Regions from separate parts of the Mus musculus genome. Here region 2 is linked to region 1. A link is a loop called in an ENCODE intact Hi-C map of the cell type or tissue named here. Cell type or tissue: heart. All regions are shown on one strand. Links, peaks and the distances in the headings refer to the core of each region. The heading gives the core; the rest is flanking DNA.

Evidence for each region. Peaks named below come from ENCODE experiments on the same cell type or tissue, not always from the same donor. Only the 100,000 strongest peaks of a DNase experiment are listed, where the experiment ranks them.
Region 2: it touches region 1 in a loop (11-fold over the local background); 19 of 42 quality-filtered maps call a loop at or near these places.

The regions. Positions count from the first base shown.
Region 1 is chr11:57,469,102-57,481,497 of GRCm38, reverse strand. No RefSeq gene overlaps it. Among named protein-coding and RNA genes, the nearest start is that of Fam114a2, 43 kb to the left of the region's middle. In heart, for the core only: a CTCF peak has its summit at 6,177 (motif pointing left); no DNase peak of the experiment used is centred there.
Region 2 is chr11:57,772,743-57,785,138 of GRCm38, reverse strand. Galnt10 (polypeptide N-acetylgalactosaminyltransferase 10) reads right to left here. Exons shown (of 12, transcript NM_134189.2): 8 at 7,401-7,508; 9 at 3,868-4,089; 10 at 2,817-2,933; 11 at 1,300-1,449; 12 at 1-569. The coding sequence ends at 411. Among named protein-coding and RNA genes, the nearest start is that of 2010001A14Rik, 23 kb to the left of the region's middle. In heart, for the core only: no CTCF peak of the experiment used is centred there; a DNase peak (open chromatin) is centred at 9,098; H3K27ac peaks cover 253 bases.

The sequences.
Region 1 (12,396 bases), core at 2,260-10,259:
AGCAGTATGCGAATACTGCCTTCAGTAAATCTGGATGTACTTCTCTGTGTAGTGTAACTGTTTCAGTAAGAGTTCTCTAGAGCAATAGAACTTACGCAATGACTCTCTCTCTGTGGGGGTGGTTAATAAGATGGCTTACAGGCTGGGGTCTACCTAATCCGGCAATGGCAGCCTAGGAACAGAAAGTCTAAGAACCCAGTAGTTTGCTCAGCTGCAAGGCTGGATGGCTCAGCTGCTTTTCAGCGTAAGGAATGGACTTGCCAGCAAGCCAGGGCAAGCAGGCAAAGAGCAAAAACATCCCTCCTCTCGTGCTCTTATCTAGGCTTCCTGCAGAAGGTGTGGCCTGGATTAAAGGTGTGTCTTCTCACCTTAGCCTCTGGATTAAAGATCTAGCATTAAAGACATGCCTGCCCACCTCAGAGATCTGGATTTAGAAGTCGATCTGCTTACTTCAAATCGAGCAAGAATCCCTCACAGGTGTGCCCCCCACCCCACCCGAGCCCCAAGTTTAGATTTTAGTTGATTCCAGATGTTGTCAAGTTGTCAACCCATCCCAGCGACTCTCCAGCTCACTTTGGTGTTCTGCCGCAGGATCAGAAGTGAGTGTGGCTGTCAGTATAGAATGGATCTGCTGACATCTGGAGTGTATGACTTCCCAGCCAAGGACATTGAGGCCTCCTAAGAGACATAGACTCAGCTAGGCCCTGTGCTCAGATCTTCTGCTCTGTCTTTGCTGGTCTGACTATAGAGCCTACCTCACTTCGGCATGTGTAGAGAGACGCTGGGCTAAGTGCTGGGGAAACAATATGGAGTGTGTGTGTTCTGTTCGGGTTAGTTCATGCTGGTGGTTCTGGCTGAGCCATGGAGCAGCTTTGAAAGCCTCAGAGGGAGGGAGGGAGGGAGCGAGCAGCTAACATGTCTGGGCTGGGCTGGATGGCCTTGTCTCCGGCCTGCCTGTCCAGTCGGGTTAGCATGGCGGATGTTTACAGATGCTCTCATCGCTCCTTGTTGCTGCCTTGGCTGGTTTTGACTCAAGGAGCTGATACCTACTGTCCCTGGATGTGGGAACTAAGTGGGGTAGGGGAAGAGGGGTGTCTTAGTTAGGGTTTTACTGCTGTGAACAGACACCATGACCAAGGCAAGTCTTATAAAAACAACATTTAATTGGGGCTGGCTTACAGGTTCAGAGATTCAGTCCATTATCATCAAGGTGGGAGCATGGCAGTATCCAGGCAGGCATGGCGCAGGAGGAGCTGAGAGTTCTATGTCTTCATCCAAAGGATGTTAGTGGAAGACTGACTTCCCAGGCAACTAGGGTGAGAGTCTTAAGCCCACACCCATAGTGACACACCTATTCCAACCAGGTCATACCTATTCCAACAAGGCCACACCTCTAGATGGTGCCACTCCCTGGTCCAAGAATGTACAAATCATCACAAGGGGGAAGGGAGGATAGTCCACATCCAGCCAGAGTTCATTCTAAGCTCTGGGCAGGCTGATGTGGGAGGGCTGTTAGACACTTTCCACTTGGCCCCGGGTAGGCATCCAAGCTACTGACCCCACATGGTGGGGGATGGACAAGGGGCAGCCCCCAACCAGGGGCCCCGGGGCAACACCCTGTAGCCCCGGGGTTATGGGAGAGAGGGCATAGGGAGAGAGGTTTCCACACAGGCGAGAGAGTCCTTAGTCCGGGCCTTGACTAGAGCACAGGAAGGCCTTCCATCAGGAGATTAGAAACGGCTCACTAGAGGAAAGCCTATTCCATTGTCCAAGTGCAGTGGGCCTTGATGAACAGATAGTCTGTGGTTTTAGAGCATTATTGTAGAAAGGCAGGGGAAAAGAGAGAAGGTAGAAAGAGAGAGAGAGAGAGAGAGAGAGAGAGAGAGAGAGAGAGAGAGAGAGAGACCGGCCCTGGCCAAGAGGAGAGAAAGGTGAAAGGGAGAGAGAAGAAGAAAGGCTAGAGAGTAAGAAAGAGAGAGCAAGAGAGTGAGAGGAGAGGAGAAAGAGAGGAGAGTAAGGGGAGTAAGAGAGCGAGGTGGGGCCAAGCAGCCCCTCTTATGGTGGGCTGTTATCTTACTGTTGCTAGGTAACTGGGGAGGAGTTTAGCCTGAAGGTCAGAAGCTTGGGACTTTGTCTATGTGACTACTGACCATGGTTCTCCTGTGGGGGCTGTGGGAGAGGTAACTTTGACAGGAGTCAGAGTTCCAGGAGACACGAGGGAACTCCTACCGTCCCATGTAGGTGAATTACCACCACCGGGTCCCGGGGTTCCACAACCCAGCTCGACTGGAGACCAGACTGTCTGTGTATGTAGCCCAATGCCCCACACCTGGAACTGCAGAATTATGAGCCACCAACAGCTAAAAGGAAGCTCACACAGGGAGCACTTTGAATAGGAAGTACTGTGGAATGTACTTTAAATTCTCATAACCACTTGGGGGCCAAGGTAATGACACCCCCAGTTTGGGGGCTGCAAGACTACTGCAGACAGGCTCATAAAGTAATCTCTGCTCTCTCGCTTCCCAGCTCTGTGGCAATGGATAAGTAATCCACTCTTCAATTTGATCTGTAAAATCAGTCTCGTCACACTGTGATCAGTCGTTGGTGGGTTGATCTGTGTAAATCATCTACGGAGACCCTGCCTTGTGACAGTGTCCCAGATACTGTCCTGAGTATGTATCATGTAATGCTTACACCATTTAATCCTTACAACCACTCTGCTGTTAATGTGCCTATTTTATAGAAGAGGAAACTGAGGCATGGGAGAGTTATGTCATCAGTCTGAGGTCACAGAGGTGTCTGTGATGGGGCTCAAACGCAGAGCACCAGAGTTCCCGCTTTCCATGACGTGACACGGTCACCATGAGCTGTCAGCAGGGAAACCAGTTTCATTCTTGATTGTTAGGATAATGACCGTGAAAGAGACCAAGAGGCCTGGCTTTTAGATGTCCCAACTCTGTGTGCAGAGCCTCTGCAGTGAGTCTGTCCTGTGATTTTTAGCCTCATATGTGTCCTGTGTTAGTCCCTGAAGGGACTGGCACAGAGATGCCCATCCAGTGATAAAACCTGTGAGGGAGCACCTGCTTGGGGTTTCCCAGAGCCACTAGACTTGGCATAGAAAGGACAATATGGTCACAGAACATGTTCGACACAGCAGGAACAAAGGCCTCGGTTATGTAGGGACATCTGGGTTGATTAGTGTAATTAGTGATGAGAAAGGAGGACATGCTTTGCCTAGCAGCTATGCTTATTACACCCCCAACACTGGAAAGACCTAGACTCGGATACAGCCATACTATGTGATTCTCAGCAATTATAGTAATGAACCCACAATAGATCTTTGTAACAGCTGAGGTCAATCCCAAGGGAATTAATTATGCGGATTAGGGGAGGAAAAAGCCCCACGGGCTACATTCTGCATAATTTTATTTATGTAGCATTAAAAAATGACAATATAATCAGGACCGGGCTTCTTGTCTGATGTCTGGACATCAGCTGAGTCTAAAGATAGACCAGTCTTCAGTACCATGAGGGTTCTAGAGTCTGTGGGGTGCCCGTCCCATTCGGGCTGGAGGGCAGAGCAGGAGCAAAGACCCCACAGCATTCCCGTGAGAGGACTCAGCTGCAAGCCAGCACCAGGGAGGCACTCAGACACACTGAGTCCCAGCCAAGGCCACATGGAGTCAGAGTTGGGTTGGTTTGGCCAGATCCTAAGGAAGAATGAACTGAACAGGAAACATGGGAACCTCTAGTTGGAAGGAGTGCCCTCTGTCAGGGCAGGGTCGGACTTGAGGGGGATTGCTGGACTCCACAGTGCTCCCCCTAGTAGCCCAGAATCCCTTGGAGGAAAAAAAAGTATCAACTTTCTCAGGTTGTATCTTCATCAGGTTGGTCTGTGGTCAGCTGTGGGGGAATGTCTTCATTGTTACTAATCCACTGTGGGTGGTAGCATTCCCTGGGCAAATGGGAGCCGATGAGAGAGCCGAAACGTCTTCCTCCACAGTGTCTGACTGAGATCCTGGGCTGATTTCCCTTTGTGATTGACTGTGACCTGGAAGTATAAGCCGAAATAAACAGTTTCCTTCCATCAGTTGCCTTTGGACAAAGACTTTTTTCTTCTTCTTCACAGTGGTAGATATCAACCTAGAATGGTGTTCCTTCCACTGTCAAGCAAGCAATGACGGCAAGCAGTGTGGGTCCTTGAGACAGGATGCTGTGCCTCCAGGAGACCCTGCTAGAGAAACATCTGTACCTGGAAAGCAGAGGGTCTGGCTGGTCAGGGAGGGAGGGGCTGCTGGAGATGAGATTGCTCACACCGGGAAGAGGCTGGCTCCAGGGTCTGTAGAAGATCAGAGACAAGAGAGGTGGGGGGAATGGAGCTACCTGGGAGCTGATGGATGGGAAGGTGCGGGATTCCCATGACCTCAGGGCTTTCTCACACCCTGGCCATCCGGCCTCTGCCTCATCATCTTGCTAAAGTATGACTGCTTATCCTAGGAAGTGATGGCCACAAAACAGAAAAAAACAGGCCTAGCCTCAGGATGACAGTTGTTCCCAGCCTAGGAGAGGGTGAAGCCAGAAGGAAGTGAGGGAGAAAGGCCACGCAGGTGTGAGACTCCACAGGAACGCAGCAGCAGAGGCGAAGGGCTACACAGTGAAACAGTCCACACGCTAGTTAAGCCTCTGTGGTCCATCCATTTGCCTAGGAATTTCATAAATTCATTCTTTTAAATAGCTGAGTAGTACTCCATTGTGTAAAGGTACCACATTTTCTGTATCCATTCCTCTGTTGAGGGGCATCTGGGTTCTTTCCAGCTTCTGGCTATTATTGAACAACATTCTGAACTAACCAGTACCCCGGAGCTCTTGACTCTAGCTGCATATGTATCAAAAGATGGCCTAGTCGGCCATCACTGGAAAGAGAGGCCCATTGGACACACAAACTTTATATGCCCCAGTACAGGGGAACGCCAGGGCCAAAAAATGGGAATGGGTGGGTAGGGGAGTGGGGGGGGGGAGGGTATGGGGGACTTTTGGGAGAGCATTGGAAATGTAATTGAGGAAAATACGTAATAAAAAATATTTTAAAAAAAGCCTCTGTGATCGACTTTACTGTTCATTTTTGACGTGTGCTATGTGTCTAGGCAACCCCAGGTGCTCTGTGAACCCGATTCCTCTGACTGAGGACTGCCTTCCTTGTTCCCCATCATCCTATTACAAGCAAGCTAGAATTAGATCAGGGTGTCTTGGAATTTATTCTGCCTGACCAGAGTCCTGCTGGCTGGACAGAGAAAAGTAGGGGGGTGTACTGGCTAGTTTTGTGTCAACTTGACACAGGCTGGCGTTATCACAGAGAAAGGAGCTTCAGTTGGGGAAATGCCTCCATGAGATCCAGCTGTAAGGCATTTTCTCAATTAGTGATCAAGGAGGGAGGTCCCCTTGCGGGTGGGACCATCTCTGGGCTGGTAATCTTGGTTCTATAAGAGAGCAGGCTGAGCAAGCCTGGGGAAGCAAGCCAGTAAAGAACATCCCTCTATGGCCTCTGCACCAGCTCCTGCTCTCTGACCTGCTTGAGTTCCAGTCCTGGCTTCCTTTGGTGATGAACAGCAGTATGGAAGTGTAAGCCAAATAAACCCTTTCCTCCCCAACTGCTTCTTGGTCATGATGTCTGTGCAGGAATAGAAACCCTGACTAAGACGGGGGGGGGGGGGGGGAGGAAGATAATGGCTGGTCTTAGCATCTTATGTCTGGCTTAGACAGCTCGCAGGTGGGAAACCTCAAACATACCTCTTACCTTCGTGTCTTGGTTTCTGATTCCATAGCTTTGGGAATCAAAACAGGAAACAGGAGCCAGTGGGGTAAGGCAGCAGTGAAAGGTACTTGATGCTAAGCCTGAGTTTAATCTGTGGGATCTACAATGGTGGGAGGAAAAAAAAAACACACAACAACTCCTGAAAGTTGTCCTCTGACTGCCACACAAATGCCCAGGCATGTATGCGTCCCTTACCAACAACCAACCAACCAACCAACCAACCAACCAACCAACCAACCAACCAACCAACCAACCAAGTAAAACAAAACGAACTATAAAAATTCCCACCAAAACCCAAACTAGAAATCTGCTCTGGATTCCAGAGTGCTTGGCTCCATCTGCTGGCCAGTTTTGGTCACTGTACCTTTTTGCCATAATGCACACGCATAACGTCCTCTGTTATATTGCGGAAGACTGAGGCTTCTAGGACATTTCGGTCTACTGGGGAGGCTGGGAGAAGGCTGTGCACATCACAGTTATCCTGAGAGTCCAGTGAGTTGCTGTCACCTCTGGGTCACACTGGTGGTGTTTTCAGCCCTCTGGATCTTGATTCATGATAGAGAATTCCCACGTGTTAGGATTGTCAGGTACTGGAGACCCTAGGGCCTGATATTTCTGATGGTCGCTGTTTTTGTTAGAGTTTTATTGCTGTGGAGAGACACCATGACCAAGGCAACTTTTATAAAGGACAACATTTAATTGGGGCTGGCTTAACAGTTTCAGAGGTTTAGTCCATTATCATCATGGTGGAAAGCATGACATCATCCAGGCAGACTTGGAACTGGAGGTGCCAAGAATTCTACATCTTGATCTGAAGGCATCCAAGAGGATACTCTACTGCAGGCAGTCAGGAGGAAGCTCTCTTCTATAGGCAGCTAGGAGGAGGCTCTCTTCTGTACCAGCAGAGCTTGAGCACTGGGAGACCTCAAAGCCCACCTATAGTGACACACTTCCTCCAACAAGGCCACGCCTCCTAATAGTGCCATCCCCCCCTGGGCCAAGCATTCAAACCACCACAGTCACAGAGGCTCATGCAAAAGCAGGACTTGCTCCAGCTCACACACTCAGGTCCTAGTTTTCCAACACCAGATCCTTAGTGCACAGGCTGCCTCCTCCGTCTCCAGACTTCCTGTCCTGGCTGATCCTTCTTTTCCTTTTCCCCTGAAGTCAGGAGAGCTGAAGCAATAAGCACAGTGCTCTATCCACTTGTTGCCATGGCAACCGCCTCCTCCTGTTCCTGGCTTCAGTCTGACTTGGGGTGTTCAGCCTCCTCTCCAAGCCAGAGCATTCCTGGCGGGATGGACCGTGGAGGGAGAAGGGAGGAGATCCCCTGTATTTGCCTGCAGCTCTGGCCCCCTTCCCTTTCAGCCTCTCGGAGCCTCAGGTTCCCCCAGCCAATCAGTTCTGTGAGATGGCCAAGGATGATGAAGGGGTGGTTGGGTGTAAAGTGCTCTGGGAGTTAGTGAGCATTCAATGTCCATCAGTCAGGACCCTAGGAGCTAACTGCTGTCTGGTTAGCGCAAGAGCTTATGGAGCCCCAGAGCAGGGAGACACATGGAGAGCTGGAAGGCAATTCACAGAGAAGTGAGAAGAAAGGACTGTGGCGAGCGGATGGAAGCACTTCCCATGTTCAGGGACTGGCAGGATTAACATTGTGAAGGTGGGCATATTACCAAAAGAGATGAACAGGTTCAATGCAGACCCCATCCAAAGTCCAATGACATTGTTCACAGAACTAGAAAGCACAATGCTAAAACCCACAGGGGAAGCACAAACACCCTGCACAGCCAAAACGACATTGAGCTAAGAGCAATGCTGGAGAGATGACGCGAATCTTAAGCTAGGTGACACTTACAGCAACAAAACAGCCGGAACTGGCACGAAGCACGGCCTGTCGACCAGCAGAAGAACCCTCCCCACCACAGGTACGAAAACATACACTGGAGGAAAGATGGCCTCTGGACATGCTCGCGTAGAAGACTGAACTGGACCTGTGTCATGCTCAGCCAAGGTCAGCTCAAAGTGGCCCACCTTAACGAAAGGGCTGAAACTTTGAAGTGAATAGAGGAAGACTCTTCAAATCTGTGGGCATGGGTGAGGTGGAGGTAGAGGCAGGAGGATCAAGAGTTCAAGGTCATCCCCCGCTACATATCCAGTTTAAGTCCAGCCTGGGTTGCAGGAGCCTCAGCCTCAAAAATGATACAAAACAATAAGATCAGAAGTAAAACAAAGACATGAAAATAATGTTTAGTATTTTTATCCACTGGAGAAATGCAATTCAAAACTACCGTTGAGAGTCCATCTTAACCCAGTCAGAATGGCTGTTCAAGAAGACATGCTAGCCGTGGGAGGTGGAGAGAGAGAGAGAGAGAGAGAGAGAGAGAGAGAGAGAGAGAGAGAGAGAGAGGATGGATCCTCTACCTTAGCACTGAGTATCCGTTTCCACAGTTCACCTGCCCCTCCTGCATTGTTGTCTCTGAGACCCCCTAAACATTTCCAGCAATTGCACGACAGTTTTTTTTTTCTCTCTCTCTCCAAGTCACTTGGCTTGGTGGCGGCTTTGGGGAGGAAGCTCCTAGTTCTTCAGGGAAAGTGCGTGTTGCAAGCTGTGACAAATACTGCTGCCGTGTTCTGCACAACAGACTGGCTGTCACCCTGGGTACCCTCCAGGACCCATTGAAGACTCTATCCTCCACAAACCATGCACAGAGCTGCCAAGCTCCCAGTAGCTGGTTTGGTCTCCTTGAAGCGAAGGACCTGCCCACACGCAGCTCACGCTGTAGCTACTTGGAGGCCTTTGCTGATTGATGCGAGTCCGTTCCCAGGGTTCTCAGCTGCCAAAGCTGTTCCTGCTGGCCCCAGCTCACCTTTTCAGTGTGTTGTGAAGTCTTCTTGGGTGACCTGTAATACAGGAATCCTCCCTTTCCAAACGTCTCAGGACCTCTGTGCCCAGTGTAGCAGAATTATGTCACATCAAGGCCTCTTTTACTAGGTTATGAGCCCATTAGGCTTCCTGTGTGAGTGGAACAGAAAACTGCTAAGTTAATTTGAGTTAATAGAATCTGTTAAATATAGAGGCTGGGTCTGGGTCTGGGTCTGGGTCTGGGTCTGGGTCTGGGTCTGGGTCTGGGTCTGGGTCTGGGTCTGGGTCTGGGTCTGGGTCTGGGTCTGGGTCTGGGTCTGGGTCAGGGTCTGGGTCGTCTGGGTCTGGGTCGTCAGGGTCTGGGTCTGGGGGTCTGGGTCTGGGTCTGGGTCGTCGTCGGGGTCGGGGTCTGGGTCGTCGTCGGGGTCGGGGTCGGGGTCGGGGTCGGGGTGAGATGGTTCAGCTGCTAAGGTGCCTTGGAGACAAGCATGGGCTAATGTTCCATCCCCAGAATCTCACGTTTTAAGAAGCCAGTGTTTTCTTGTATAAGACTTATACTTTCTTGGTTAAATTTATTGCAAGACGTTTCATTGTTTCTGAGGCTATTGTGAATGGCCATATGTCCCTGATTTCTTTCTTGGTACACTTGTTGGAGCTGGGAAAGCTACTGACTTTCCTGTGTTAGTTTTGTAGCCTGCTGCTTTGCTGAATGTGTTTATCAGCTTTTTTTTTTCTGGAGTTTTTAGGGTCTCTTATGTGTCAAATCATATCATCTGCAAATAGATACTTTGTATTTTTCCTTTCCTGTTTGCACGTCCTTGTCTCCTTCCGTTCTTATTGCTCTAGTTGAGGCTTCAGTTACAGCATTGAAGAGGGGCGGGGAGAGTGGGCACCTTGTCTTGTTCCTGGTTTTAGAGACAATGCCTTGAGGTTTTCTCCAGTGAGCAGGAGGTTGGCTGTGGACTTGCTCTAAACTGCCTCCATTGTGTCGAGCTGCATTCCTAGCAAATCTAGCTCCAAAAGGATTTTGTCCGAGGCCTTTTCTGCATCTAATGAATTTTTTGTCCTTAGATCTTTTTATGTGATAGATTACATTTGTTGATTTACCAATATTGAACCATCCCGGTGTCTCTGGGACGAAGCCAACTTGATAATAATATTTTGAAATGTGTTTTTGAATTTGGTTTGGAGGAAGGGTTCTATCTATCTATCTATCTATCTATCTATCTATCTATCTATCTATCTATCTATCTATCTATCTATCTATCTATCTATCTGCATCTGTCTTCATCAGAGATGCTGTCCTGTAATTTTCTTTTCTTTTTCTTATTCTTTCTCTCTTTCTTTTTCTCTTTCTTTCTTTTCCTCCCTCCCTCCCTCCCTCCCTCCCTCCCTCCCTCCCTCCCTCCCTCCCTCCCTCCCTCCCTTTCTTTCTTTCTGTTTTTGGGTTGGTCTTTGTGTAGTTTTGATATAGGGTAATACTAACCTCCGAAAAGGAGTTTAGTAATGCCTCTTCCTTTTCTATCTTATGGAGTAATCTGAGGTGTGTTAGTGTTCGTTCTCTTTTGAAATCCTTTTAGAGGAGGATTCTGCTCTGAATCCATCTGGCCCTAGGCTTTTTTGAGTTAGGAGACACCACGTGGGTGCTGGGAACCAAACGTGGGTGCCCTGGCAGAGCAGCAAGTACTCGTCTCTCCAGCCCGTCCCCAGCCACTGTGTTAGGTGTTGTTGGTTCTTTCAGTTGAGTCATTTGGTTATTGATTTGAGATTAAGTTTTTTTTTGATGTAGACACTTAGTGTTCTAATCTTTCCTAACCTCGGGACTGTCTTCCCTTAGACTTTAGCATGCTGTGTTTTCATTTCATCCACCTGTAGGAATTCTAAAATTTCTCTCTTGAGTTCTTCCTTGTCCCAGTTATCACTCAGTGGTGGGGTTGTTCCCAGGAGTTCTTTCAGTTCCTATCATCTTTGACATAGTCCGCTTTATTCCGTTGTGCTCAGACAGAAGGCAGGATATTATGTCAAATTTTCTATAGTTGTTGAGACTTGCCTTGAGTCCTGATATGTGGTCTATTTTGGAGGAAGTTCTATAGGCTGAGGAGAAGAATGTAGGCTCTTCTGTGTCCAAGTGACATGCTCGGTGCACGTTTTTTTTTTTGCTCCATTTAATTTATGACATTATCTGTTCCCAATGTTTTTCTGTTTAGTTTTTGTCCCATCCCTTGTCTGTTGGAAGGAGTGAGGTATCAAAGTCCCCCACTTTCACTGTGACCTGAGTTCTAATAGTGGGTTGTTGCTGTATTTCTTTCTTTCTTTCTTGAGACAAGGCTTCTCTGTTTAGTCCTGGCTGTCCTGGAACTTGCTCTGTAGACCAGGCTGGCCTCGAACTCTGAGATCTCCCTTCCTCTGCTTCCCAAGTGCTGGGATTAAAGGTGTGCACCGCCAGCGCCTGGTTAAGAATGAGACTGGGCTGACTCTGCCCCACAGTCTCCATTGTGGTGGGGATGGCTTAGTGTCAGGAGCTGCTTGTGATTGCGGTTCCAGGAGTGTGATGCTGATTGGTCAAACCTAGGTGAGTCAGGAAGCAGGAATAGACCAATGAGGTGCTCCGCTGGCTCCCCTCCCCCTTTTTTATTCACTTTGGCAGACCAGTTTGTGGAGGGGTGCCACTGACTTCCAGGGCAGGTCTCCCCTGCCTTGCAGTTAAACCTCTCTGAAAACTCCCTGCTCTCTGAAAACTTCCTGGCAGAGACGTTCAAAGGTGTCTGTCACCAGTGCCCAAGGCATTTCTAAATACAGTCATGTTTACAGTAACAGTAGCCCAACCACAGCTAGGTTGGGATGTGAGCTAACAGCTTCTTGGGGTCTTAACTGCTGGGCACTGTGACCAGGCGTCGAAGTCTATACTCTGGTATGGAACTTTCTTTGAGCAAACACTGTCTGAATTCATACAACAGTAACTAACGCAGGGGCATTGTGGGGGGCGGGGGGAGCTCCCTGAAGAAGCTGAGAGACAAGCTGATCTTCCCAGAGCTGGAGAATGTTCACAAGTGTTCAAGAGAAGGGACGAGAACTGGTGTGGCAGGGGGTGGGGTGGGGGTAGGGATCAATGAAGGTATGAGAACCGGTTGGATCTGTTCCAGTGCTCGGGGATCCAGAGGAGGTAGAGGTACTTCTGTGAGAAGACAGCACGCCCCAGGGAACTTATGATGCCATTAGGGGGTACAGTTTCAGTGTTCCCTGTGCCCTGGACCCTCTAGAAGTAGTCTGAGAAAACTCCCCACTCTACCTCTTTGCCCACCCCCCCTCACACCACGAGACTCCGTTGACTTCATGTCTCCTAAGCCTCTTTTTCTCAAGGAGCATGTGAGGAGCAGGTACGTTACTCACCTGGTCAGCAGCCTCTCGTGTCAAATCGGCATTATTTCTCATTAGCATGATGTCACCCGGCTTACCAGACAGGACTCTTAGCCCCTTGCCTGTACAGGAAAAAGGAGACTTAGAGAGACGCCAAGAACCTCTGCCTGGTGCCCTGGTCCTGTTGTGGGAACTCGTGAACCCTGATGGGCACGAGAAATCACGTGGGAATGAGGTCTTTGTCACAGTGCAGATGCCAGTGACATACTCAGAAGGGCCTAAGCACCTGCTTCTGTGACAAGCACCCAGGAGTGATGATGTAGTCAGCGTGGGGACTCCATACTGAGGTTCACCTTGAAGATCA
Region 2 (12,396 bases), core at 2,120-10,119, 300 kb before region 1:
GCCTCTCATTGCCCTGGACCAACACAGAAGCTGGGCAATTCTAGCAGTTCCCTCAAGAACAGGCAGACTTCCTTGCCAGCAGCTGGCACACAGGTTTAAGCTGTCCCAAGGCCGATACCACCTTCCTTTCTAGGGCACTGTCCTGTCTGCAAGGGCAACCTCATGGCTCAAGGCTGCCCAGGCGATTCCTAACACTTAGGGAACATGCTGACAGGCTGGTGAGCTCTGCTATGATGTGAGCAGGCTCCGCCTTCTTGGAGAGCCATTGGTATGGTCTGTTCTCCCCGTGGCCCCACCATGTCAGTCCTTCAAGAACCCAGCACCTTGGTGCCCACCGATGCCTCTTCTCCCACAGGAGGAAGGTTTATGAGCTCCACAGGAACCTGAGGGGTTTGTCAAGGTCTAAGGACTCAGTTCTTGTTGAAATTCTCTAAGACCGTCGAGTTGGTGTGTTCAAAGAGCCACTGCTGGGTGAGGGAGGAGGGATTGCAGGTGTTCATGAAGACCCTGTGGTCACTCTCGCTGCAGTCCATGCAGCTGCCGCTCACAGGGTGGTACAGCGTCTTGTCCTACAGAACAGGAAGGTTGTCAGTGGGGGAACACAGGAGCCATGACAGCAACAAGGAAGCAAGGCCCAGCGTCTCCTGTCACCTCATGATGAATGCTCCTTCTTTTTTTGTTTGTTTTCGAGACAGGGTTTCTCTGTGTAGCCCTGGCTGTCCTGGAACTCACTCTGGAGACCAGGCTGGCCTCGAACTCAGAAATCCGCCTGCCTCTGCCTCCCAAGTGCTGGGATTAAAGGCGTGCACCACCACTGCCCAGCTTGAATGCACTTCTAAGTGGGACCTTCAGCACGGCCTGCTTCTAACCAGAGTACTACTGCGTCCCTGCTGCACGGAATGCGTGAGAGCACGCTTCCTCCTTCCCCCTTCCTTCCTTTCTCTCTCTCCCTTTCTTTTTTCTTTCTCTCCTTTTGTTTCAGAGTCTTGCTATGCAACTAGGACTGACCTAGAGCTGTATGTAAACCAGGCTGGCCTCCATCTCACCGAGAGCTGCCTGCCTCTTCCTTCCTAGTGCTGGCATCTAAGATGGACACCACCATACCCCAGCATGGCTTCCTTTTTAAAATGCATGAGTCTGGGTTCCTGTCCTGTCTCTCAGGGCCAGGTCACTGGCAGAGCAGGATGAGTGGGCAGGATCTGCAGGGAGAAGCAGGAGGCACCGCAACCCTTCAGACCGACAGCCTAGCCTAGCGAGGAGGTGCTCGGGGGTCCCCCATGCCACACCACGCCCCCACACCTTGCGGTATTTCCACAGCTGGTTGCCCTTCATGCTGTGGCAGTCGTAGAGGGTGACTGGGCTGGTGTGGGAGACAGCGTCGAAGCAAAACTTCTTGGTGTGCTGAGGGTCTCCAGGCCGGATGTCCTCCCGCCAGGTGAAGGTAAAGACCTGCATACACAGGGACATTGCTAGACGGGTAGCAAGCACTGACATGGTCCCCGCCCTCTATACTAGTCATCATCATCATCACCACCACCACCACCATCATCATCATCATCACTTGAGATGGCACCGTACTGTTAGACTGGTTTCCATCAGTTGGACTTGCAGTGTGCGGTGTTCAAGACTCCCTGTGTCTGGTGAACACTACACATTCTTTAGCACACCAAAAGAGAGAGCCGCTCACATAGCACGGGCTGGCCTTGACCTCCCATCTCCTGCCTCAGTCTCCAGAGTGCTGGGGTTAATTACAGGTGTGTGTGCCGCCATGACTAGTTACGTGCGTGGTGTTGAGGATTTAAATCCAGGGTTTTGCACGTTAGGCAATCACCCTAGTAGGGCTTCATCCCCAGCCTTTTTTTCCCCAGTGTCTTTTTTTTGTTTGTTTGTTTAAATTTATTTGTATAGGCTGGGTGTGGTGCACGCCTTTATTTCTAGAATCCAGGAGGCCAAGGTAAGAGGATCTTTGTGAGTTCAAGGCCAACCTGGTCTACGTAGCAAGTTCCATGACAGCCAGGGCTACATAGTGAGACCTTGATTACAAAAAATATTTTTATTATTTATTTATTTTTTTAAAAAAGTATTCTTTTTCTCTCTCTCCTTCTCCCTCTCCCTCTGTGTGTGTGTGTGTGTGTGTGTGTGTGTGTGTGTGTGTGTTTCACCATGTGCCACAGCATGAATGTGTTGGTCAGGGGCAACTTTGGGGATCTGGTTCTCATCTGCTGCCCTGAGTTCTGGGGATTGAACTTTTTTTTTTTTTTTTTTTTTTAGCCCTGTAAGGCAGCAAGTACCTTTACTGGCTGGGTCATCTCACCGGCCAGCCCGAGGACTTTATAAGCAGAGTAAGACAGACACGGGGCAGGCAGCACATGCTGCCTGCGTTCTGAGGCGGTGCCTTCTATGAGTCATTATCCCGCAGAAAGATCCCTGATAGACCTGGCCAGAAGTCACACTCTTGTATCTGCAGAACCATGAGAACTTCAAGTATAAACTTTCATTCTTTATAAAGTACTCAGTACATGGCACTGAGTTTAATAACAGAAACCAGAGCAGATACATGCACGCACACTCGCGTATACACACATACACACACACACACACACACACACACACACACACACACACATGCACCCCTTATTAGTGAAATGAGCCAAAGTTGTCTATTGGTCCTAGGCATGAGGGCGGGAGTGTATCCGTCCAGGTGGTGTCACGTGCAGGAATCCCACCCCCCTTTCCCTGGTGCTCTGGGAGTTCTGAGACTCATCTCCTGGCTGACAACTGACCTGGGACCGAGAGCCCCTTTAAGTGGCCCTTACCTGCATACTGTTCCAAGCAGCCTCGCCTCGGCCCCGGATGCAGGTCTCGAGCCTCAGTGGGGAGCCCAGTGTGCCAAGCTTCGTGTCTGTGCACAGTCCTGTGCCCACATTGCGAATCTGAGGGAGGAAAGGGACCAGCCACTGAGACTCCTCGAGGTGTCCACTGGGCCCTGCCGGATGCTGGGGAGACTACGGCAGAAACCCCAGCCAGGCTGAACTTCGAACTGCCCGTGAGGAGCTTGCCCCAGGCTGCTGGGAGGTCCTCCGGGAGAAAGGAGAACCCTGTAGGGCAAGGTCCTTCTCTGGCCTCACACTGAGAGCACTCTATCCAACAGATCCAGGATCCATTTGACCCCAATTCCAAGGGCTTGAAGGGGACAGGTCTGTCCAGGGACAGTATCTGTCCAGGAAGCGATTCAAAAGGGATGCAAGATCTTTGCTGTCCACGTAGAATTATCCTTTCTGGTTAGAGAATGGCACAAGAAAGTGTGGGTTCTCCCCAACCCACTCCAAAGAACAAAAATGGCCCTGGCCCACACATCAGCCATGAAGGCTGGGGGTTGGGTTGGAGTTCTAGGCTGCACATTTGCTTAGGACGCACACATCACCCAGAGGCCAGGTAGCAACAGCAGGCTTCAAAGGTTCCGGTGAGAAGCTCGCAGGAGGGTGAGGTGGAGATGGGGGCCCTTCCTCAGTTGCCCTGAACCTGTTCTGTGTGCTCTTAGTCTGCATTTCCAATGGGGACCATAGGCTGTGTGCATGGCTCACCCAAGAGCACGGCTTAGAACGTGAAAGGTCCTGCGCTCCTGTCCCTGGCATCACAAGCCAAAGGACATTAGACACCAAACCAAATCCAGCAGTGTCTCATAGTCAAAAGGAAAAAATGGATGCTGACCCAGCGTAGCCACTCAGAACATTTAGTAGCACAACGGCACAAAATCAACGCCACCAGGACAGGGTCCAAGAGAGAAAGGGAAGAAAGGACTGTGACGTTTAGGCATTCCTGGGCACGTTCCTGCAGTGAGGGTCCAGCCCCTCCATTCACACTCACCTCCCCCCATGCCGCAGCCGGAGGTTCCACGGGTGGGTAGAACTTGGGCAGGTCCCAGGCAATTTTGGTCATAAACCACTTGAAGCTCTTACAGTTGAGGGAGACTCGGAGCTTTTTCTGGGCCACGACATCTCCAGCTGAGAGGTGGCGGTACTCCGGCCTGCGCTGGTAGATGTATTCTGCGTATTCATCCATCCATACCTCTGCCACTCGCTTCAGGTTCTGGAATGAGAGATGGGTGCAAGGGTCAAGCTTGCTGAGGAGCACAGGCTAGCCCAGAGCCATTTTGTCAGCCCCTGCACCTTATTTTTTGAGACAGGGTTTTTCACCGAGCCTGGAGCTAGGATAGCAACCAGCAAATCCCAGTTATCCCGTGTCTTTCCCTGGATCGGTGGTGGTTACAGGTGTCTGTGGTCTGGCTTCATATGTGGGTGCTGGGATCCAAACTCAGAACCCCATACCTGTACCCTGAATACTCTTAAGCCAGCTCTCCTGCTCTTCAAAGCCAATTTGAGTGGGACATTTAAAAAAATAAATTATTATTTGTTTTATGTATATGAATACACTATAGCTATCTTCAGACACACCAGAAGAGGCAATTGGATCCCATTACAGATGGTTGTGAGCCACCATGTGGTTGCTGGGAATTGAACTCAGGATCTCTGGAGGAGCAGTCAAGGCTCTTAACCCCTGAGCCATCTCTCCAGCCCGGTTTCTGTCATTTTTAACAACAGTTCCGATGGGATTCCATGACAAGAATAATTTGCACTCAGAAGGTCCAATCCCACCAGAAGGTGGGATCTCTAACAATCCTTAGAGGTTTGAGAGTTTTACTATGAGGCCTCAGGACAGCCAACTGTAAAACATCAACCAATGGCAACTGGATGTGGCCTTCCTTAGAGGGAGGTAGCCCTGGGCAAAGTGATGTGGAGACAGGAGGGTTGAGATCTTGTGCAGACTCCATTCAGAGCGAAGAGCACAAGTCTATGGGGTCCAGCAAAAGCCCCTGCTTGGAAACCTCTTCCTTCAAACCCAGGCCTCTTCCAATGGCCTGGACCCGCTTCCCCGCTTCCCCGCTCCCTCAGGACACCCAGGTAATTGGGTGGGCTCGACTTCTATCTCGAGGTTAAGCTGAGTTTCCCTCTGCAGTGTAACCAGTCGCACCTGTCTGTAAAGGTCTGCTTTAGGAGCAGACTGCATGGCGGGGCGGGGCGGGGCGAGGTGGCTGGACAAATGTTTTAGTGTTTTCTGGTGGGGATCTGCGTTCTGGAGACCAGATGGTCTCAAGGCACAGGGCTGTAAAACAGACAGGGCCCTATGTAAATGAGGGAGCAGGGCCGGGCGCCAATAAAACTTTATGATGTCAACCGCCATTTGATTTTCAAGTTGTCACAGATTCCCCTCCAATTGCTTAAAACTGTGAAAACTGTTCTTAGCTCATGAGCCAAGCAGAAAGTCACCTTCTCTGGAGCTTAGGGAGGCACGGTGACACCAGGGAGACCATGCATGGGAAAGAATCCTGTGGTAGATCCCCAGAGACAGCCAAGCTTCCTTGCTGCCACCGATACCACTGGAAAGAGAGTTCCTCTCACTGGGTGCCTCCACCGCAAATGCTGGGCCTGGTGGAAGTGGGAGGTCTCAGTGCCCTACACATCAGGAACAATCTAGAACACAGGGAAATCTCCGCTGGCCTGCATGTCAAGGCCTGGCCCCTCCGCCTGCTGCAGGGCTGCCTTTCAGTGACAGTGACAGGCTTGTGCAGTAAAAGACTGCACTGTTTATTCTAGAGGCAGATGTGCCACTCAAAGAGAGCATGCTGGCTCTCTCAGGGCCCTACTTGTCATTAGGAAGCAAGTGTTCTAGAAGCCTGTGAACTTTGTTGCCAAAACAGTAAGCCGACTTATTTCTGTCTTCCGAGACAGGGTCTCGATTGTGAAGCCTGAGTTGGTTTTGAACTCCCTGCTCCCTTTGTCTCTGATTCCAGAACGCTGGGGAGAGCAAACATGTTGCACGTGACCCGCAATTAAAGAAAGGGTGGCAGTGAGCTGTAGCCACGGTGGGTACAAGCACCTTGTGTACAGCCATACAGGCAATAGCTGGCCTTATAGGGAATAGGTGGGATGTACCACGGGGGCGGGGGGGGGGGGCTAGCTCACATCAAACACAGCATCTGACTGAGGACAGACAGATGGCCAAAGATGTTGAATACCTGAACGGGATTCAGCTGAGACACGGAGGCACCCTATCCAGCCCCAGCTGCTAACAGGGACGCAGCCACCAACCCCTGTGTGGGCGTCACGGCAACAGATGCAGGCGCTTGTCAGCCTTGAACTGGGCTGAGCTGGAGTTTGAGCTATTTGATGCATTTCATTTCCATCCAGGAAGCAGAGGCTAGAACCCTGGCAGAAGGGAGTTCACTGTGTCCCTGCTCTGCAGGGCGCCTGCTGAAAGGCAGGCTTGTGTGGTGGCTCTGCAGTCTTCTCTGGCTTGGGAAAGGATGCAGTTGGGGAGTGGGGCCCTGCTCGGGGGTCACTGTCCCCACGCTCCTGGTAGCCTCTAAGAGTAGCAGTCTCTAGCTTATGAAAAGACTGGTTGTTTTCCTGTTTGGAATTCCTCAGGGAGGGACAAAGGCATCTGGGAAGATGTCTTATCTGGAACCCAGCTCCCCTGTTAAGGGGCTGTCCACAGAGCAGCAGGCCTGGAGGCTGTCATTAGAGTCATTCACCACTAGAGGGCTCTGCTGCCCTGCCTTCTAGGCCATGTTCCGGCTCAGCAGTATTTGAAGTTGAGAAAAATGAATGAAAATGGCTCTCTGAGGGGGAACCGCTGGGAACTCAGGCCAGAGGGTCCCCCAAGGTTATTTTTGGGGTGTGTGGCTGCACTCTGGCCTCTCTAGTATCTCAAACATCACCGTGTCTTTTCAGAAGCGTCCCTTAGTTTTGAGGTTCCCTTTATTTAATTTATTTCCAATAAATTTTATTTCCCCAGTAAACGAACCCCATACTCCCTAATCTTGCTAATGATTATCCCTTGAAGTCAGCAGCCAACTTCAACCCCTGATATGGTTTTCAGGTCAATCACAGTTTTACATGTTTTGGGGGGAGGGTGAAGAAGATAACTATTTATTTACCACCCCCCTCCTGCCTCCCACCAAGGTTATCAACATAAAAGACCACCACTATGTCTGCTTGTCATGTTTCTTTAAATTACCCCGGTCAAGCTTTGTACCTCCACTAGCTCCACCACAAGTAACCCTCCTGTGAAATGACCAGTTCACTCCACCAACACATCAGTTTCCTGTCTTTTTTTGGTGCTGAAAGTATCAGAAAGGATTGAGTTTAATTTGTCGAAGCTCCAAACCCAGCCTCAGAGGACGCCGTCAGAGTCTCCATGTGGCCAGGCAGGGCTTCACCTAAGTTCCTTCTGGTTGGATTTCATTTGGAAATTGTCTACCAACCACTCAGCCTGGGGACCCAGGAGGCCTCCATGCTGCCAGAGGCTGTCCCCAATCCCCTGGAAAGCCACTAACTTACCCGGGCCAGGCTGACTCCGGCAGGGACCTTGTAGGGCACATACTTCCTGTAGATGTGGCCCACTCTGGAGCAGGGGATGTCCTCCATGCGGCCCCCACACATCCACACCTGTAGGGTGAGAAGAGAGGACAAAGGTGACCTAATGTCCCCATGCCCTCAGATGCCAGCATGCAGCCTGCATGGGCTTCACAGGTCCTGAACTCAGAATGGTGCAGAAAAATACTGCAAGGTGCAGAGAACGGCCAAGTGTGCACAGGGGCAGGCACAGACGCTGGGTCACGGACGTCGAAGGCCTGGCACCCAGTGGGCTGTGAGGGAAGGGAAGGCGGGGGGGGGGGGCTCTCGTCGGGGCATGACTAGACAGGATATCTTAATCCCATTCAACTTTACAAAGTTGGCTCTGCTCATGGGGCGTGGTGGGTGTGGTCCTGGGCAGATACTACAGTCCAGAATGGAGGCCACAGTGGCTTTGGGTGTGGAGGGTCCCAGCTGTTTCTGGGACGCCATCCACCGTGTTTTCACATTCTGTCTCCTGTGGATTGAGAGACTAGCACGGGATGACTCCAGTTCTGTACAGCACCCTTGCTGGGGCCCCACTGAGGGGCTGGGCTTCACATCCTAATCCATTCAGGGCTCTCAAAGGGTGAGAGGGTCTTTCTATCTCCTGCCAGGATAGATGTAGGATGTCCTTTGTGCCATTTCCCAGGGTGGGAGTTGTTTCAGAACGCAGGGGTGCTGTCTGGGCAGCGCAGTTCTATTCTGATGGTGGGGAAAGGAAAACCCCGGCTGGTCAATGGAACAGAACACTGGTCTCAAGATAATGGGCTCTGGATGCTAGATTAATGTCAAGGCCAAGCCAAGATCTGGACACTAGATTAATGTCAAGGCCAAGCCAAGAACTTTATTTTTAAAGCAGGAGATATTGATCAGCTGCCAGCCTCCCATCACCGCCACTCTCCCGTCGCCAGGGATTGATGGGTAAGCATGCTTTGCCAGGCAGGTATGCCTACTTGATGCCAGGCCACCCTCTGCCTTTCTGAGAGGTGGTGCCAAGCTGGTGGAGACAACTTGTGTATCCTGGTTTTGACCATCTTCTGTGACATGTGCACTAGCTAAAGCTGACCCAGCTCTGCTGTCCTTCCACTGTGCAATGGGCAAATGAAATCCAAAGCCTTCTTTTTCTTTTCTTTTTTTCTTTTTTTTTTTGCCAGGACCTCCAGCTCCTTTATCCCTGGCCACACCAGCCTGGCCACCAGCCTGATGCAACTAGGGTGACCTTGCTCTGCTGCAAGGTTTGAGGCAGCCAAGGTGTTCCCAGAGCTCAGGATGTCCTGAACTCACAGAGGACCTGGCTGGATGCTCTCCATGGATTCCTGCCCTGGATGGAGATGCGGAGGGCTGACTCAGAATGGGAATAAACCTGCTAAACCTTCCAGGCTGAACCTGCTGTTGACTACTGAGTCCATTGGACTACGCAAGATGCATCTTGCATAAGGTCATCAGCTTGAGAGCGGTCCCCATGGCTGACTTCCTCCTCTCGTCTCCCACCTCTTATCCTTGTCTCTCTCTCTACGGCTCTTCCCTCAGTCTGGAGAACTCCTTGTACCCTGAGCTCTGCTAGCTCCCTGCCTTCCTGCAGGCCCTGCCCTGACACCCCCAAGGGGCTTCTTGGCTCTCAGCAGGACTTGCACTTCCCTTCACTGCTTTCCTCTTAAACTAAACATAATTATGTGCACAGATGCATCTCGGCTGAGATCCTCCCGGGTGTCTGTGCCTGTCAGCACTTTCTCTGTGTGGAGGACAGTCCCACTCACTCCTCCTGGGCCCAGTGACCAGGCTAGCCACTTTTACTCCCTAGCCTTGAGGGCTGAGGTCTCAGGTCTTTCTCTTGGTTTTGAGAAAGGGTCTCATGCTCCTCTTAGCCAGGAGAGCAGTCATTGTCTGAAACAGAAGGGCCCAGCACATCCTTCTCTGGATGCAGCCTGCCTTAATTCTGCCTTGGATGAAGTAAAGCAGACAGCCTCACTATCATGATCTCCATCACCAATGTCTTCTGACACACATCTCTCAACCTCAGGAGTAGGGTCCCAAAACTGGGGTTGTCCCTTTTTGGGACAGAAAGCCAGAGACTCAGGTTGGCATTCTGAGTTGCTGCACTGGACACTGGCAGTCATGGTAGGGCCAAGCCCCAACCAGGGTGACCTTGCTCTGCCCTTAGTTAGTTACACTGCACCTTCAGGCCTTGCTCCCTTTACAGCCGATGAAGCTCCACACAGGGAAACTGAGGCCCGCTGCAGATAAGTTCCTCCCTAGCACACCACCCTGCTGGCTCCAGGAGGGCCAGGACTGCAGCTAGCCCTGGGACAGACGGGCAGCCGTCAGGTCACAAACCCTCGAGGAGCTTCCCACAGGTTCCCATAGGCTGCTGGTGAGCTGTAGGAGCCAGCCCTGCAGAGTGACCGACAGCAGACTGAGTGACTGGACCTGGCTTGGGGGGTTGGGTTCTGACCTGGGGAACTGTCAGTCCTTCAGGCCTGGCCTTTACATACACTATGTTGGTTTTGGTCTGGGTTACTGGTATAAGAGTACTGGGAATGATGGGGTCAGAGGAGAAGCAGGGGGTGGGGGTGGGGCACAGAGAGAAGAGAAGCAGGATGGGGTGGGGTGTGTTGGGGTGCTGGTGGGCTGAGCTACAGAGCCCAGTTTTAACCTGCCTTTAGAACTGAGAGGCCAAGCTCCCAAGCAGGAGACTCTGACACAAAGACCTCCACAGGAGGAAGAGGAGATCGGTGACTTCCAGACAGTTTCAGACTGCAACTTTCCTGACTTATTTTGAGGCAAAGTCTCATGCAGCCCAGGCTAACCTTGAACTCCTGATTCTTCTGCCATCTGGTGCTTAGGATCATAGGCACGCACCGCCCAGTTAGTTTATGCTGGGGCTCAAACTCAGAGCTCACACGCAACTGCTCTACCAAGTGAGCTACATCTCAGGTCCCTTACTTGTTCTTTTCATCCATCCGTCCGTCCATCCATCCATCCCTCCCTCCCTCCCATACAGGAATTGCGTAGTGCAGATCAGCCTTAGACTCACCAGCTCCTTCCTGCCTCGGCCTGCGTGCTGGGATAACAAGTGTACGCCATCATACCCAAGCAACGCATCAATGGTGGCGCAGGTGTAATAAACATATTAACTGTGTGGCAGTGACTCACGGTTGCTGGGCAAGCCCTCTACTGCCGAGCTACATCTTTAGCCCTGGAGTGAGTTTTACTCTTCTCCTGTCAGGAGAAACAGGCATGGCCTGGCATCAGAGCAGGGTTATTAATCTGGGGGGCCCGGTGGCAACGACGGATCCGTCATAATTTCTGGAGGTGCACTTGCGTCTCTCAGGCCATTGTCATTTCTGTCACCATGAAGAATGAATGGGGTCTCGGCAAAGAGAGAGAGGCTCTTGGGAGAGGCTGAGCCCTGGCTGAGACAGAGCCTGTGCTCAAAGAGACAGCATAGCAGCTGGACAGGCCTGCCTGGGGCCTGGAACATAGGCAGGACAGGCAGGCTGTCACTGTCCAGGGCAGAGAGAGAGAGAGAGAGAGAGAGAGAGAGAGAGAATGTCTCCCTCCCCGAGGCCAGGCCCCCTCATTATTCCAGCTCATTATCCCCAGAGAGTGCCCAGCATAATTGGATCAGATGGAATTCGAGCCAGCTTCCTTCCTCATTCTCCAGTGTGGCTTCATTAGCAAGTCTTTTGTAAATAAACTGAACCGGAGGACTAAAACAAAAACAACACCCCCATCATTTATTCTGCCGCGACTGTCTGATGAGGGACATTAGATGCGTTTTTTGAAATGTATGGAATAACATGAAATCCCCGTGGGCTCAGAGATCCCTTGGTGAATGACGCCCTGTCTGCTGGTCTCCTCCTCCGCAGCTCTGGAGAACAAGTTACTGCGGGGCGGGGAAGCAGCTCTGGCGACCACACAGTTGGCCCGGGCCACCCATGTCCAGCTACAAATTTCATGCAGCGCCGTCCTTGCCAGGCAATCCTTCAGGTGCTGGGGATGTAGCCATGAGTGAGCCACAGACAGATCCTAGATCTACTGCAGTGGAGTACCTAGCAACACTTCGCTATGCAGATGGGCCTGCTGCTGGGGACAAACCTGGAACAATGCGTCATGAGGTGTCTGGTGGATGGATTGGCGGCTTCACTACACTGATGGAATGCAGCCTTTGCCAAGCTAGATTACAAGGGCCGGGGAGACTGAGCCAACAGACAAGACCTCTGTGCTATGGCTCACAAAACCTGCATCCATGGCAGACACTGTCGCTTCTCAGTCTATACATAGAGCAGCCTCAGGATGCACAGCCACTCAACAGGCTATAGAATGTCGATTTTGGAGCTGGCAAGCTTGGGGTCAGGCCCTGTCCCTGTCACTGCAGACCGTGCAGTTTGAAGTGAGTGTAACATGAGCATGACCCTCACAGGTCTGACTCGTGTGAAGGGCTGCTGTGGCATCCTGGTTACCCTATGAGGGTTGGAGCTGTGCAGTTACAGAGCATCTGTCTGTCCCAGTGGACTGGTGCCGAATCTTTTGTTAAGTACTCTGGGCATTATCCCTTGATACCAACACTAGTTGTGTTTGGGAGGCTGTCCTCTCAAAGGGGAGAGCATCAAAGACTTGGCGGTTCATAGAGACACAGACTGCCCTCTCTATCACACCGGAGAAGTGTTTGCACAGAATTCTAGAGAGCTTGTTTGTAGTCCCAAGGTCTGAACTACACGGCTGGTCCTGTAGACAATGCCGACATCTTGATAACTTGATAACGATAATGTTTTTTAGGACTCTTAATTCTCAACAACTTTGAGAGCCACATAACCACTAACCTCATTTTATGGAAGCTGAAAATTAAGGCTCTGAGAAGAAACATCCTGGTCCAAGCTGCTGCTGGCAGTGGCAACGCTAGGACCTGACATGGGCCACCTGATCCTGACATGGGTCC